3 separate regions of the Homo sapiens genome follow, and regions 2 and 3 are each linked to region 1. Evidence: chromatin contacts called from ENCODE Hi-C or POLR2A ChIA-PET data. All regions are on one chromosome and are shown on one strand. The core of a region is the stretch at or near the end of the contact, and the rest is flanking DNA. Distances in the headings are between cores, read along the strand shown. Region 1 holds the start of LMAN2L (lectin, mannose binding 2 like). Region 2 overlaps FAM178B (family with sequence similarity 178 member B). Region 3 has its middle 18 kb from the start of ARID5A.

Region 1 (3,019 bases), core at 353-2,852:
TGAGGTCAGCAATTTGAGACCAGCCTGGGCAACATAGAAAGACCCTGTCTTTACCAAAAAAAAAATTAGCCAGGTGTGGTAGTCCTTGTCCATAGTCCTAGCTACTCAGGAGGCTGAGTTGGGAGCATCGCTTGAGCCCAGGAGATTGAAACTGCATGAGCCATGATTGTGCCACTGCACTCCAGCCTAGGCAACGGAACAAGACCTTGTCTCTAAAAATATATAAATATAAATAAAAAGAGTTTGACCCTCAGGCCTCCGGGGCTTAGTCACATTCTTCCTTTTTTTTTTTTCTTTGAGATGGAGTCTCGCTCTGTTGCCCAGGCTGAAGTGCAGTGGCATGACCTCGGCTCACTGTAAGCTCTGCCTCCCGGGTTCACGCCATTCTCCTGCCTCAGCCTCCTGAGTAGCTGGGACTACAGGCGCCCGCCACCACACCTGGCTAATTTTTTTGTATTTTCAGCAGAGATGGGGTTTCACCGTGTTAGCTAGGATGGTCTCAATCTCCTGACCTCGTGATCCGCCCACCTCGGCCTCCCAAAGTGCGGAGATTACAGGCGTGAGCCACCGCCCCAGCCGTCACATTCTTTCTTTAAACAATCCTTAAAGTGTGAAGCTACTCCCTGTACCCTCACCTATAAACTTCTTTAAGAATGAAAACTTTGTGTCTGCAAACCCATAAGCATTAGCAAAGAGACAGCACAGAGGCACTCCAGGCATGTAAGTGAATAAATGATTACCCTTAGTAGTAGAGTATACTCTTGCACTTTGAATTGTTTTCTGTCCCACTACCTACGCCTTAGTGGGGAAAGACTTGTGTTAGTTAAGCCATCTGCACTGGTTTGTCATCGTTTTGTGGCTAACTGCATTAATTTTCTGGCTGATAAGCTGTGCTTAGAGTTCTGTGAACCCTAACCTCTTTCACCAACAGGGCCCCTAGGCTGGAGAAGAGAAGGTGGTTCTACCCAGCAACATAAATTTATCATCTTCTCATTTCGTTCAAGTTCTACCCCAGTTCTTCCTCCTGCTTTATTTCTAGCACATCCACAGGTCCATCTGGAGACTGGCTCATTGCTAGTAGCCCTCAATCACTCCTCACCATTCTCAATTCTCTCCCCTTCCCAAACTCCTCCTGTCTAACTCCAGGCCTAGTACTAGTGGCACCCGACAGCCCTGCCTTTACCTACTGGAAACTTCCAGAGCTTGGCAGGCACACCTAACTCCTGCCTTTCAGACCTGTGGCTCCCAAACGCGGAGGGAGTCTCCGTGGGCCCCACCACCGCCAGCAGTTTCCTCCGGGCCACGAAGCCCTTCGCCGCCCCCGCCTCTACCCCTGAAATCAAGTCCCGAAGCCCGCCCCACTGCACGACCACCTCACCCTGGGCGCCTCACCCTGGTAGGGCTTCGACAGCGAGTGCTCCCGTTTCAAGTACTCGAACGTTTGACCCGCCCCGACTTGCTGTGGCCCCTGCCCAGACCCCAACAAAAGAAGAAGGAGTAACATCCTGGACCCATCCCGAGCCGACAAACATCGCCGCCACTGCTGCCACGACCCAAGGGGTCCCAGAGTCGCCGCCATCTTTCCCACCAACGACCCTTCATCAAAAGCCCGCCCCGTCGCCCAACCCATTGGCCCGAAGAGCCATCTGCCCTGCGTCCTATTGGCTTTCGTCAAGCCCCCGCCCCTGCAGGTGACTATATCACCGATTGGCTGGCTTCTGTATCAGTTGCCTTGCCAACCCAGAAAAGGGGCGTAGCCGAATGCCCAGCCCCCCCCCTTATTTGCATTTGCCCTGAGTTCCACTAGGCTTGCTGGGATACGTAGTTTATTTGTATTTTGTTTTCTGCGTACGAGAGTAAATTTAAAGAGATAAAACGTTTCTTCTGGTCCCAAACATTCTATCCTCTCTGCAATAGTACGCTCCTGACTGCAGCTCTCTGAATCAATTTGGAAGATATAGCAGTGAAAGGAGAAATAGACAAATCCGTAAAATAGCTGGAAAACTATCAATTTATAAAAGACTTGAACAGCACTACCAACTAACTTGACCTGATGATATTTATAGAAACTCCACCTAACAACTGCGGAAGACACATTCTCTTCAAATGCAAATGACTCCTTTGCCGTGATAGTCTGGGCCATCAAGCAACCTACAGATATAAAAGAACTGAAAGCACACAAATTAATTAATTCTAAAAGCCATCACCTCCTTTCCTCCCTTCCTCTTTTTTTTCTTTTTGGTTTGAGACGAGGTCTTGGCCAGGCGCGGTGGCTCACGCCTGTAATCCCAGCACTTTGGGAGGCCGAGGCAGGCGGATCACCTGAGGTTGGGAGTTCGAGACCAGCCTGACCAAGGTGGAGAAACCCCGTCTCTATTAAAAATAAAAAAAAAAATTAGCCAGGCGTGGTGGCACGTGCCTGTAATCCCAGCTACTGGGAGGCTGAGGCAGGAGAATCGCTTGAACCTGGGAGGCAGAGGTTGCAGTGAGCCGAGACCAAGCCATTGCACTCCAGCCTGGGCCACATAGAGCAAAACTCCATCTCAAAAAAAAAAAAAAAAAGAGAGACAAGGTCTTGCTCTGTTGCCCAGGCTGGAGTGCAGTGGCACAATCTCAGCTCCAGCCTCTCCCTCCCTGGCTGAAGTGATCCTGCCACCTTAGCCTCCTGAGTTACTGGGACTACAGGCACATCCCTTCGTCTTTATCCGGCACCACAACATGTGTCCAGACTGGTCTCCACGTAGCCACTAAAGTGATCCAAACTATCTAACCATGGTAAGTGTCAGGGTTAAATGAGTCAATATTGGTAAACCTCTTAGAACAGTGCCTTGCGTGTAGTAAGCACTATTTCTTTCTTTTTTCTTTTCTTTTTTTTTTTGTTTTTGTTTTTGTTTTTGTTTTTGAGACAGGGTCTCTCTCTGTCACCCAGGCTGGAGTGCAGTGGCATGACCACAGCCTCAACCTCCTGGACTCAAGGGATCTTCCCACTTCAGCCTCTCAAGTAGCTGGGACTACAGGT
Region 2 (3,019 bases), core at 183-2,682, 210 kb after region 1:
TGGAGGCAGTGGCTCACGCCTGTAATCCCAGCACTTTGGGAGGCAAAGGCGGGTAGATCACGAGGTCAGGAGTTCAAGACCAGCCTGGCCAACATGGTGAAACGCTGTCTCTACTAAAAATACAAAAATTAGCCAGGCATGGTGGCATGTACCTGTAATCCCAGCTACTCGGGAAGCTGAGGCAGGAGAATTGCTTGAACCCGGGAGGTGGAAGTTGCAGTGAGCCAAGATCATGCCACTGCACTCCAGCCTGGGCAACAGGGCAACACTCCGTCTCAAACAAACAAAAAAACATGGTGGGGCAGTGCAGTCTGCCCTTTCCATTTGACCACAGGGGAAAGTGGAATATTTGCCAAGGGTGTGGAAAGGTGAGGAGTGAGGCCAGGAGTGGGTGTCTTAGCCTCGGGTTCCTCCAGCTGCAAGGGGCGGGCACGATTACCCCCACGAGGCCAGCGTCTCGCGATCTGGTTACACAGGGCGTTTCTGCTCTGCCTTATGTTTTTCAGATACAAAGGGGACACCTGAGAAGACCGGAAAATAACAGAAAGGGGCCCGGGATGAAGACATTCTGGGAAGGAAATACCAAACAAGAGTTCCATAGAGGATTCTTCAGAAACCATGTGAGCTGCAAGTGTCCCAGATTCCAGGGATGGGGGCGTGCTCAGACCAGCCACGCGGCTGTGGCTGTGACCGTGTGCCCATTCACACCACCCCCTCGGGCCTCTTCCTCCTAACAGGAGCTCTCAAAATCGGCGCTGGTGTGGAGATGAGCCCTGCCTTGGGGACCACTGACCCGGTAGATCACCTTGACCTACAAGATTCCAGATCTTTGCAAAATGAGTTGTTGAAATGTTTCATATGGTTGTAGGGCCTCTGGTAGAAGGTGCTTCAGAAGTCATTTTATAGGGGGTTGGCTGGACTTTGTCACCGTTCCTGAGCTCCTGGTCATCCCCAGAGAGCCTGGGTTTGGGGTAGGATTCTCCTACGTCCTGCGCATTTTGTGACCACCATCTTTGCTTGCTCTCTCTAGACCACGTCCCAAAGATCATTAACATGGATTCCAGGAAATGAAAACGTAAGTCACATTTGTTCTTCTTTTTAATGGCCCAAATGCATGCAAAGAACATTTCAGAAAGTACTTAACGTTGCCACCCTAGATAAAAAGTTTTTCAGTCAGCCCAACCTCCTCCTTCTGCTTCTCCTCCTTCTCCTTTAAAAAGGACATCATTTTTTAATCTGCCAGGAACAGAATGCTACAAAACAAAGATTATCCTCTGAGCCAAGCTGCTGTCTCTCTGAGAATGTCCAGGCAGTTTACAAATTGCATGTTTTTTCTCTAAGTCATTTAAGTTCAGAGGAGAAAGCAGCTTTGTTCCTGTGGTTGTGAAGTTTACCACCCTGAAATAGACCTTCGTTTGTACATACAAATACACGTGCACCCCAGGACTGCTGGCATGCTCCATTCTATCCACGTGCCCGGTCACATGGAGACTTTCAGGGACTGACCCCAGCAAGACGCATGGTTCAAGAACATGCACAGCAGCCCGAACGCAGACAATACCCATGTAAACAATGTCTGGAGGACCTTGCAAGTTGGCAGAACCCCGACAAGGGCCATGTGGTGAGGAGGCTGGCGCTTCAGGGACTCTGAGGAGACGCTGGCTCTGGCATTCTGCTGGAGGGGGCACCCCGCCAGTTTCTTAGTGGGAGAATTGATTGTACAAGGCCCTGTTGGCTCAGATCAACACATTTCTAACTGCTGCTCCAAGGGAGAGACCCCACAGTTGCAACATCTCCCTTCTGCTATGTGGGCTTTGCAGTTTCTGCCAGAGAAATGATTGATTGGCCTCTGAGTTCATTGCTGCTGAGAAAATTTTGTCTATGGGACCAGGAGCAACAGAAAGCCAGAAAGGACATAGTCCTGCTCTGCCCTGAGGTGACTGGCTTTCAAGGAATTCTGTGTTTAGGGTTAGAGGCAAGGACTCCCCTCTGCAGGCCGAGTGCATGCTCGGTGGGACGGGAGTGCTGCTTCTCCTTGGCTCAGCCACAAGCCCTTCCACGCCCTTCAGGTTATCACAGGGTGACCTCAAGCTTGGCTGCTGGGCAGGGAATGGGCCTTGTGCACAGACAATGCCTTAACTCTGGGGAAAGGAGGAGGATCCCAACAGCAGCACCTGGGCTGGGAAGCCTGGAGGAAAAGGGAAAAAGGAAAGGGGGTGGGAGGTGTGTGCAGTGAAAGCTCAAACGCCTTGGGTGACAGAATTGGCTGTTGTCAGAGTCACGTCCCCACATCAAGAACACGGATGCTGGGTCCAAGGGGGTGCCTCTGTCCACGGCCAAGCCAATGCTGAGGTCCGAAGTTATCCTGAGAATGTTGGAGGGCCCTGGAGGGAGAGACAGAGGGACAGAGCCTCCATCGGCAGCAGATACCATGCAGGCCTGGCTGAGTGGGAAGCCCCCAGCTGTCAGACCTGAGGATCCCATGAAGGGAGGTTCCCATCGGAGTCCTCAGCTGTGACTAGAGATGAGGAGGGAGCTGCTAATCCCCAGCCATGACAGCAATGACAGTGGGCAGGTGTCTGCCTCCACCCTCGCCGCCCACTGGAGCAGAAGGAAGCGAGGGAAGGACATCAGCTACAACGGGGAAACCCGCAAAACCAGTGACAGGAAATGGGGGCAGCTGGGCTCAGCACACGGGCCTTCCTAAGCAGAGCTCTGACCAGCTTCATCTTGGAATTTCTGTTCCTTATCACACCCAAGGGAAGATTCTTCCCGCCTCAACCTCCTCATTTATTTTATGGGCAGCAGTCCCAGAGGGCAAGGTCTCTAAATGCCTTTAGAATCCCAAGTGATGGCCGAAGGATAAACACCAAGTGTAGTTATTTATACGTATCAGCTCCTGGGCCTTTGCCAAGTTACTCAAATCAGTCTGAATAAAATGCCTAAATACAATAGAAACCAATAGCAACCAAAGCGTTCACCTATGGCCTTTTGCTTTCTCTTTCTTTGTTTAAACATA
Region 3 (3,019 bases), core at 161-2,660, 190 kb before region 1:
GAACTTACCCTGGCCGCTGGGGCTGGGATGCTCATGAACTCCGGCCATGGGAAGGGCCCCCATAGGTTGCAGGTAGAGAGGCCAAGGCCGGGGATGGGCAGGGTCTTGCTTGCCCAAGGCTACCATCCACGATGACAGAACCCAGACCAGGGAACGTGCAGCATGCCTGGCACCAGGGAGTGGGTGGCCAGGCCAAAAGGGCACCCTATCCAGCCCCTGCCCCTGGCCACCTCCTTCAGGAGCAGCCTGTGGAGGAGAGCTCAGGCACCTTCCAAGCGAGGCCTGTGACGGGTGGAGGGGCAAAGAGTGGTGCTCCCTGCTGTTGAGAGCACTCAGGCTCTGCAGGGGCATCTCCCAACCTTCCACCTCTTTCCTTCTGAGAGATGCCAAGATGTCAGCCTGAGCACCTGGAGTGACCAGCCCTGAGCTCCGCACTGCCACATGCGCCCGTGTGCAGTCCATCTCTCCGAGCTGTGGAGGCTCAGTGGATGATAAAGAACGGGGAGGGGCTGGGTGCAGTGGCTAACACCTGTAATCCCAGCATTTTGGGAGGCCAAGGGGGGTGGATCACCTGAGGTCAGGAGTTTGTGACCAGCCTGGCCAAGATGGTGAAACTCCATCTGTACAAAAACTACAAAAATTAGCCAGGCATGGTGGCGGGCACCTGTAATCCCAGGTACTTGGGAGTCTGAGGCAGGAGAATCACTTGAACTCGGGAGGCAGAGGTTGCAGCGAGCCGAGACTGCGCCACTGCACTCCAGCCTGGGCAACGAGCAAAACTCGGTCTCAAAAAAAAAAGAAGGGAGGAGCTGAGTTCTGCCCACCCTCCAGGCCCTGGGTGCTGGGCCACAGATCACTGGGGTCGGATCCCCTGCCTGGATAAAAGGGGAGGTGACCCTGTTGTGTGCAGGGTCCTGCCCAGCATGGGGCAGGGTGCCCTTCATCTACGAAGCAACATTGGCCTGGCCCTGGCACAAAGATGGGCAGGCGGCCCGTCAGCAGGACTTGAGGGCAGGCAGCTCAGCGCTGCGATCACGGCGCCCTCTGGAGGCCGATCTGAAGAATGCACTTCCCGTGGGACGTCTGTCCTGGGCAGGTGGGCGCCCTGGGCAGGACGCAGGGGACCCTGCTTTGGCACAGATGCTAGAGCCGGATGTAGTCATGCTTCCAGGGCACCCTCTGGGCCCAGTGCCCCACAGCCCGGTACTAGCTGTACCCGATTCTCGGAGGGTAGCGTCCTGGCTCACAACCCGCCTGAATGGTGGGGTCCCGTCAGTGCCTCTGATTCCTCAGTGAGCAGAGACTGAGGACAAGTACCAGGGCTGGAGACCTGAGGTTGAGGGGAGGAGGGGACGAGAATGAGTGATCTCAGACGGGAGCACCGCCATGCCCTGGGGCCTCTGGGAAGCACTAGGTTCCACCTGAGGTTGGTGGCACGGGTTTTGGGTTTCGGCGGGACCAGGCCACAAGCTGTGTGACGATTCGGAGTAGGGGAGAGTCAGGTTCCACCGAGGAGGCACTGGGCCGGGACAGTCTGGCACAGCAGAGCGGGACAGGGAGCTGAGGCGAGTGCAGGGAGCCAGGCCAGTGGAAGGCCTGGAGTCCAGGCTGGGTGCGGGGAGCCAAGGACGGTTGGCGGGACTGATGCAGCGCAGTGGGGCTCCGAGAACCGCAGGACTCAAGGAGGTGGCCTGGGGATAAGAGGCATGGCTGACGTTCCCTGTACCTGGGTGCACTCGTGGGAGTGAGTGGAGGAGAGCAGGCCAAGGAACGAAGGGGCTGGGGCGTGGGAATCCTTGGAGTCACCGCCTTTGTGCCAAGGTCAGGCAAGAAGTGGGGAGGAGGGGCTCGGGGTCCACAGCAAGGCCACGATGCAGGGGCAGCAACATGGGCTGGCAGCAACCCCCACCTCGGGACAGCGTGGAGAAGCGACCTGCACTGGAGGGAGCTGAGGGAGTGGTCTCAGGGTGGGCACAGCCATGGGCTGGCAGGGGAGGAAGCAGAGGGGCAACTGGGAGCCCAGGCAGGGAAGTGAGAGACCTCCACCACTCAGCAAAGGTTTACCCTCAAAACCAGAGGGTGGGCCAGGTGCGATGGCTCATGCCTGTAATCCTAGAACTTTGGGAGGCCAAAACAGGCAGATCACCTGAGGTCAGGAATTCGACACCAGCCTGGCTAACATGGCAAAACCCCATCTCAACTAAAAATACAAAAATCAGCCGGGCGTGATGGCATGCACCTGTAGTTCCTGCTACCAGGGAGGCTGAGGCAGGAGAATCACTTGAACCCAGGAGGCGGAGGTTGCAGTGAGCTGAGATTGTGCCATTGCACTCCAGCCTGGGCTACAAGAGTGAAACTCTGTCTCAAAAAAACAAACAACAGAGGCTGCTGACAGTGGCCTGAGATGTGTTTAATTTTTTTTTTTAAGAGATGGGGTCTTGCAGTGTCACCCAGGCTGGAGTGGTGCTGTGGCTATTCACAGGCAAGACCATCATGCATTGCAGCACCCAAACTCCTGGACTCAAGCAGTCCTCCCACCTCAGCCTCCCAAGCAGCTGGGACTACAGGTGCATGTCACGGCAGCCAGCTAAATGTTTTTAAATAGTTGCCAGAATTTAAAAATCAGATTTCACATAAAAATGTGGGTATCAGGCTTCTCTTTAAAAACCAGAATTTTTGGCCAGGCGCTATGTCTCACGCCTGTAATCCCAGCACTTTGGGAGGCCGAGGCAGGCAGATCACCTGAGGTCAGGAGTTCAAGACCAGCCTGGCCAACATGGTGAAACCCCGTCTCTACTAAAAATACAAAAATTAGCCGGGCGTGGTGGCAGGCGCCTGTAATCCCAGCTACTCCGGAGGCTGAGGCAGGAGAATCACTTGAACCTGGGAGGCAGAGGTTGCAGTGAGCCAAGATCGTGCCATGCACTCCAGCCTGGGCGACAGAGTGAGACTGTCAAAAAAAAAAAAGGAAGAAAGAAAAGAAAGAAATCAGCACGTGCTACACATCAGGGCTCCCCCC

What was found. A loop is a pair of places that touch in the nucleus more often than their neighbours do. ChIA-PET counts read pairs that join two places held with the same protein, here RNA polymerase II (POLR2A). Pooled maps may share reads with other maps.
Region 2: a map of posterior vena cava shows a loop between it and region 1 (3-fold over the local background). The contact joins the enhancer-like site here to the promoter of LMAN2L in region 1. A Hi-C loop is called at or near these places in 15 of 168 maps with a recorded cell type or tissue (CD4-positive, alpha-beta memory T cell, CD8-positive, alpha-beta T cell, IMR-90 and 10 more), 1 of 37 single-sample maps with no recorded cell type and 31 of 50 pooled maps.
Region 3: a loop to region 1 is called in a pooled map, with 10 times the contacts of the local background. The contact joins the enhancer-like site here to the promoter of LMAN2L in region 1. A Hi-C loop is called at or near these places in 8 of 50 pooled maps. POLR2A ChIA-PET finds 5 or more read pairs at or near these places in 3 of 52 experiments (Caco-2, OCI-LY7 and WTC11).

The regions. Positions count from the first base shown.
Region 1 is chr2:96,738,462-96,741,480 of GRCh38, forward strand. LMAN2L (lectin, mannose binding 2 like) reads right to left here and starts at 1,603. Exons shown (of 8, transcript NM_030805.4): 1 at 1,393-1,603. The coding sequence starts at 1,579. RefSeq lists enhancers at 1-918, 919-1,856.
Region 2 is chr2:96,951,744-96,954,762 of GRCh38, forward strand. All of the region lies in intron 6 of FAM178B (family with sequence similarity 178 member B), which reads right to left. Among named protein-coding and RNA genes, the nearest start is that of FAM178B, 33 kb to the right of the region's middle. Within about 2 kb of position 1,433, at least 12 of the 41 ENCODE cell types and tissues checked have a DNase peak (open chromatin) inside an H3K27ac peak, as active enhancers do; they include heart right ventricle, sigmoid colon and transverse colon, where a contact is called at or near this core.
Region 3 is chr2:96,553,506-96,556,524 of GRCh38, forward strand. No RefSeq gene overlaps it. Among named protein-coding and RNA genes, the nearest start is that of ARID5A, 18 kb to the left of the region's middle. RefSeq lists an enhancer at 304-829. Within about 2 kb of position 1,411, at least 7 of the 41 ENCODE cell types and tissues checked have a DNase peak (open chromatin) inside an H3K27ac peak, as active enhancers do.